2 separate regions of the Mus musculus genome follow, and region 2 is linked to region 1. A link is a loop called in an ENCODE intact Hi-C map of the cell type or tissue named here. Cell type or tissue: heart. All regions are shown on one strand. Links, peaks and the distances in the headings refer to the core of each region. The heading gives the core; the rest is flanking DNA.

The links. Hi-C counts contacts between places; a loop is a spot of excess contacts. Peaks named below come from ENCODE experiments on the same cell type or tissue, not always from the same donor. Only the 100,000 strongest peaks of a DNase experiment are listed, where the experiment ranks them.
Region 2: it touches region 1 in a loop (2.4-fold over the local background); 3 of 42 quality-filtered maps call a loop at or near these places.

Annotation. Positions count from the first base shown.
Region 1 is chr6:47,977,918-47,980,826 of GRCm38, reverse strand. n-TCgca57 (a tRNA gene) reads right to left here and starts at 1,830; the gene lies at 1,759-1,830. In heart, for the core only: a CTCF peak has its summit at 1,622 (motif pointing left); a DNase peak (open chromatin) is centred at 1,776; H3K27me3 peaks cover 1,438 bases.
Region 2 is chr6:48,084,913-48,087,821 of GRCm38, reverse strand. It overlaps Zfp746 (zinc finger protein 746), which reads left to right and starts at 1,229. Exons shown (of 7, transcript NM_001163475.1): 1 at 1,229-1,507. The coding sequence starts at 1,484. In heart, for the core only: CTCF peaks have their summits at 316, 1,182 and 1,826; DNase peaks (open chromatin) are centred at 1,151 and 1,741; H3K4me3 peaks cover 1,963 bases; H3K27ac peaks cover 1,420 bases.

The DNA.
Region 1 (2,909 bases), core at 305-2,804:
TCTTTTTGAGATAGGGTTCTCTGTGTAGACTTGACTATCCTGTCTAGAACTTGCTCTGTAGACCAAGCTGACCTTGAACTCACAGAAATCTGCCTCTCTCTGCCTCCTGAGAGCTGAGATTAAAGGTGTGTGCCCCAGCACCACCTGGCCTTTTTATTTTTATTTTAATTTATTTTATGTATATGAGTACACTGTAGCTGTACAGATAGTTGTGAGCCACCATGTGGTTGCTGGGATTTGAACTCAGGACCTTTGGAAAGCCTGCCCCCCCCCTTTTTTTAAATCCTTAATGTGGTGCAGAGGTTTGAACTAAGTACTTATAGCGCTTTACCAACTGGGCAGTCTTCCTAGCACCCACACTTGTCATTATGTCATTAAATTGTCTTCACTTAGCATAGTGCCCTTGCTGTGGCATACATTTGAATGTCCTCCTTTATGTTGTTGTTTTGAACAGGGTCTTGCTGTGTATCCCTGACTGGCCTAGTTGATCAGGTTGGCTTTGGTGTGTACTACAATGTGTCTTCATTGGGTTTCTATAGCTGTGATGAAACACCGATAAAAAGTAACTTGAGGAAGAAGGGGTTTATTTCACTCGCACTTCCACATTTCATTCATCATCAATAACAGTAGGGAAGTCAACTCAAACAGGGCTGGAACCTAGAGGCAAGAGTTGATGCAGAGGCCATCAAGGAGTGCTGCTTACTAACCAGTTTACAGTTTACAGTTTTAGAGGGTTACAGTCCCTGATCGTCATGATGGGGAACATAGCAGCAGGCTGGCAGGCATGATGCTGGAGCAGTAGCTAAGAGCTTACGTGTGCGCGTGCGTGTTTGAGACAGGGTTTCTCTTTGTAGCTTTTGCTGTCCTTGAACTCTCTATGTAGTCCAGGATGGCCTGGAACTCTGAACTTGCAGAAATTTGCCTGCTTTAACCACTGTTGGGATTAAAGGCACACTAAGAGCTTACATATTATTCAAAAGTTGAAGGCAGTGAAAGAGACTGGGCCTGGCATGAGCTTTTAAAACCTTGAAGCCTTTCCCCTCTCCCTCCCACCCTCTCAGTGATACACCTCTTTCAACAAAGCCACACCTCCTAATCCTTCACAAACAGTTCCACCAAACTGGGAACCAAGCATTCAAATTTTTGAGCTTATGGGGGCTATTCTCATACAAACCACCACCCCTCAGTGCCTTCTTTAAAAAACAAAAAAAAACTTGAATTAAATTTTTGTCATATATGTACACTACATTTTGCTTGCCCATTATCACTGCTGCCCATGTTGCTTTTGTATTCCTGCTACTGTGAATAAACACCACAGTAAACCTATGCTGGGTTTCTTGTCCTTCACCTCAATTGTGCTCTCTTACCAAACCCCAAGGCCAAGGGGTCTTTGAGCTTAAGCCCAGTGTGTAGATCAACAAGGAGAAACTATTTTGGTCGATGCTTTTGTCAGCTGTGGGGGAAAAGAAAAAGCTCAAAGGAAATGAGACTAAGCCCTGCGCAAGGGAAGTGAAATGTCAATGAGCCAGGTCATCTGTGTAGCTATGCTTCCAAGCAAATACTCTATCAGTGGTTTTGTTTTCCCAGTTTCAGCTTGCTCTCTCTCTCCCTCTGGTGGACACCTACTACCGATTCTGATTTCTTCACCTCTTAAGAAATATCTTAGGAAATGTCCTTCTTTTTCCACATCATTATTTTTTTCTCCTAAATGGTACTTACCACACACTCAAAAGAGTGCCCCTCGACTATGGGCCTGTAAGGGGGCACCCGGATTTGAACCGGGGACCTCTTGATCTGCAGTCAAATGCTCTACCACTGAGCTATACCCCCTGCTGGCAGAAAGAGCCTCTCTGAACCAATTTACCTTCTCTTTGCTGTTATGGCCACACTAGCTGCGAATGATTCACATTAAATTTTAATAGATACAAAATAAAAGGAATTTACTGGGCCACAACAGTGGAACTATCAGAGAAGCCAATGAATATCAGGAATTCAAACACTAGAACTCTATCTCTTTAGCTTTGCTTCCCTGCCTTTTTTTGTTTGTTTGTTTGGTTTGGTTTGGGTTTGTTTTTTTTTGTTGTTGTTGTTGTTGTTTTTTGGTTTTTTTTTTTGGAGTTTGTTTGTTTTGTTTTGTTTTTTATGGCAGGGTGAGATATTGAGACAGGGTCCTACTATACAGCCCAGGTTGGACTTAACTGTTTTCCTCCTGCTGCCTGAGTGCTGGGGTTATAGGAATATGCCACTGAACCCAGCTTTGGTTCCTTAGTAAGTCAGCTTCAATGTTTCACAGGCGTCTCTCCATGCGGTAAATAACCTGTAAGCTCACACCTCATACTTAAATCTCCAGAAATGAGGCTTGTACCTGACTTTGGTTGGTCTGGTGTGGTTTCTGCTCCTATCCATGCTGCACAAATGCAGGCACGGGACACAAAAGTGGCGTGAAAGGCCTTGGGTTTCAATCACAGTGATAAAATACTATAACCAAAAGCAGCTTGGAGAAGAAACCTTGGCTTCTCTGTCCCAATCACAGCCCGTCGTTCGAGGGAAGTCATCGCGTGAACAGGTAGGGACAGAAACATGGTGGCAGGAACTGGAGCAGAGAGGGGCAATGCGGCTCACTGCCTTGCTCGGTTTCCTTTCTTTTACAGCCCAGTACCACCTCCCCAGGGATGGCACTACCCACATCAATCGTTAATTAAGAAAATGTTCCAGAGACTTGCCTACAGGGCAATCTGATGGAGGCAGTTCTCAGCTGAGATTCCTTCTTCCCTAGTACATTGTCAAGTTGACAAAAAACTAGCCTGGACACAGTTGCACTTAGAATATGAGTTCACGGAGTGAAGAGAAGTCAGGGGTAGCTAAAATGAGACTAGAGCAGGCCATCCCAAAAACTCACTTGAGATTAC
Region 2 (2,909 bases), core at 292-2,791, 110 kb before region 1:
TATAGCTTGTGTTAACATAAAGTTAGCCAGCACAGTCAGGGAGCTGGGGAAGGAGGGTCAGTTATTAAGAGTAAGAACAAAACTTCAGTTCCCAGGTTGCTCCCAGAACCTGAGACCCCTGACCTCCTGCACACGCGTACACATATTTGCATACATATGTGTGCATATACATAATCAAAAATAAAAGTAAATCATAAAATAAATAACGAATGGCAACAACAAAAAGATCTCAGGCACTGGTCTTGCAGGCTCCTGCTAGGGGGTGGCATGGAAGGCAATTCTGAATGGCAATACATCTTCTTTGCCACACGGGGCTCCACACTAGGCTTCTGGAGAAATTTTACATTTTGACTTTTTTCTTCCTTTCCTTGTTATTAAAAAACAAAAATATGAATTGAAAAAAATTAGGGGTCTGGGGTCTACTGGCACTACGTTAATGGACATGCTTCCAAACCTACCTAAACTTTGTTAGACATAACCTTTTATATGAACACTGTATGAACATGAATAATACACATGATAACACACATCTTGTTATACATTTGTTACGCATTTTAACGCCAAAATGAAGTAGTTCCGGACTACTCTCGTTCAACATCTTTCCACGCTTACCTGATATATCACAAGAGGGCGTTGGATCTGCGGTAACTACAGCTTGTGGTGAGATGCTGGGAACTGAAACCCAGCCCTCTGCAAGAACAGCAAGTACTTTTAGCCGTTGAACTGTATCTCCAACTGCATTCAAAAAGATTTTAAACGATGGCATTTTAACCCATTTTTCATGTCATTAAAATGTTTATTATAGTATACATACTATAGAAACCCCACATTTTTTGTGTCATTAAAATGTTTATTATAACACACATACATAATCCTACAGAGAACCTACTGTGACTTATCAAGCCATATTTCTATTGTTGGAAGCATTCATTCCATTTCAAGGCAAAAATAGGCGTGCTACAGCTGGACAGCTGCGGAAGTGACCGTGCCGGGGTGCGCACTGCCTGCCGAGGCCGTACCCCCAAGTTTTATACCGCCAAACCAGGTGGCACATCGCTGGTGAGCACTGGCGCCGCGGGGGGCGTGGCGATATGCGGGGGCGTGGTCGGAGGTCGGGCCGAGGCGGGGCCTCGTGAGGAGGGCGGGGCCAAGCGCGGCGGCAAGCGGGTGCCGGCGCTGCCGTTCGCCGCTCGAGCTGCAGGTGGAGCTGTGCCGCCGCGCTGCCTCCAGGAAGCCTCACGGGCCTTCGTCGGCCTGGCCGCGGCACCGGCTCCCAGGATGCAGTGTGGAGCGGCCGGGCGCTGACGGCGGCGGTGCGGCTGCGGGCGGAGCGGCAGCAGGCCGGCCTGCGAGGAGCGCGGCGGGGAAGGTAGCGGCAGGCCCGGGCGGCGCTGCCGGCGGAGAGGACCCGGCAGCCGGGCCTGCGTGGGGCCGCGCGCCGCGGCGTCGACTTCCTTCGCGCCGAGCAGGACAGCGCAGGGCCATGGCCGAGGCGGCCGCGGCTCCGGTAAGGGCGGCCCGCGCGCTTGGCCTGCGCGGCCTCGGGCCCCGGAAGGCCGGGGCCCAGCACACTGTGCCGCAGGCCCCAGGAGGGCTTCCGGGCCAGACCGGGCCTGCGGGTCCTGTGGCTGCGGCGGGCGGCCGCGAGGTCCTCCGGGGCCTACCGGACCGGGTGGAGCCGAGCGCAGGGAACGGCCGTCCGCGCCCGGGAGGCCGACCTGCGCCAAGTTCCCGGTCTGCGCGTCCCCGGGCCGGGCTCCTTCCTCAGCGCCGGGCCGGTGCTTCCCTCTCCCAGCTCCCCCCAGCGGCCTGGTGGCACCTGGGAGGTGTCCGACGTCGATTCTGTAGACAGTGAGCACCCACTATGTGCCCAACCCTCCTCAGGCGGCACGCGAGGACTGCTCGTATTTGTCCAGCCAGGCTGGCGCTGCACTCAGCCCGGTTTAGGCATGATTTTGTCTGCACTGCAAACCTGTGGGGTAGTAACTATTATAGTTATTATTTCATACAAAAGAAAAGCTGAAGGCCCAACGAAGTTAACTTGCCAAGAATCTCAGCGAGAAAAGTGTGGGAAGACAGTGCTCTCACAGTTCAATGTCTGTAATAAGGAAAGCAGTCCAGGTACACGAGTAGCCTTATGGTCGAACAGAAAGAGGTCGTAGCCAACCTGGTGGAGGTTCGAATGCAGGTGCTTAGCAGACTCTGGTGCTCCTCCCGCCCAGCCAGGTAATCTGTGCTTCTGTGAGTTGAGTTAGCTAGGGTTTCTAGGGCTTGGGCAAAGAGAGGCAAGGGCCAGACACAGGACAGTGCAAAACTGGTCCACAAGCCTGGAGATATGGTTTTGGATATGAGGCTGCAGAAATGGAAGGGGCTGGGAAGGCCTGGGCTTCGTCATATGGGTAGGAAAGAGTTGAAGGAATTGGCATCAGTGACTCCGGTCTCAGAGTACTGGCTTCCCTAGCTGTTTGGCAATTGACTATCCCACCTTCGCTTTAAGTTAGCAAGGTGCTAGGCTTCAGTAGAGCACAACCCCTACTTCCAACTACACAGGTCAAAGACCATGGACCCCATTTAAAAAAAAAAATTAAACAAGAATGACATCAACAAGATAGATGTTTGTGCAAATGTCTTTGTGTAACACACAGATTGCAGCAGAGAGAATGGGTGGCAAAGTACAAGGATACGTCTGAAATAGACTCTAGTCTGGGGCAATCCCAGTCAGGGCTGGTCCTGAGGAGTAAGGGACCAGAAGTGTCCTCCACAGCACTTGCTCCCTCTAACAGTTCTGCCAGTCAGAACCCATCTGAGACCCACTGAACGTCCCCAGTCAGAGCCAGTGTCCTTCCTTCTGTACAGCCTGAGGAACTCTTGAGCACCACCCAGGCAAGCTTTTCTGCCTCTGGTCAAGC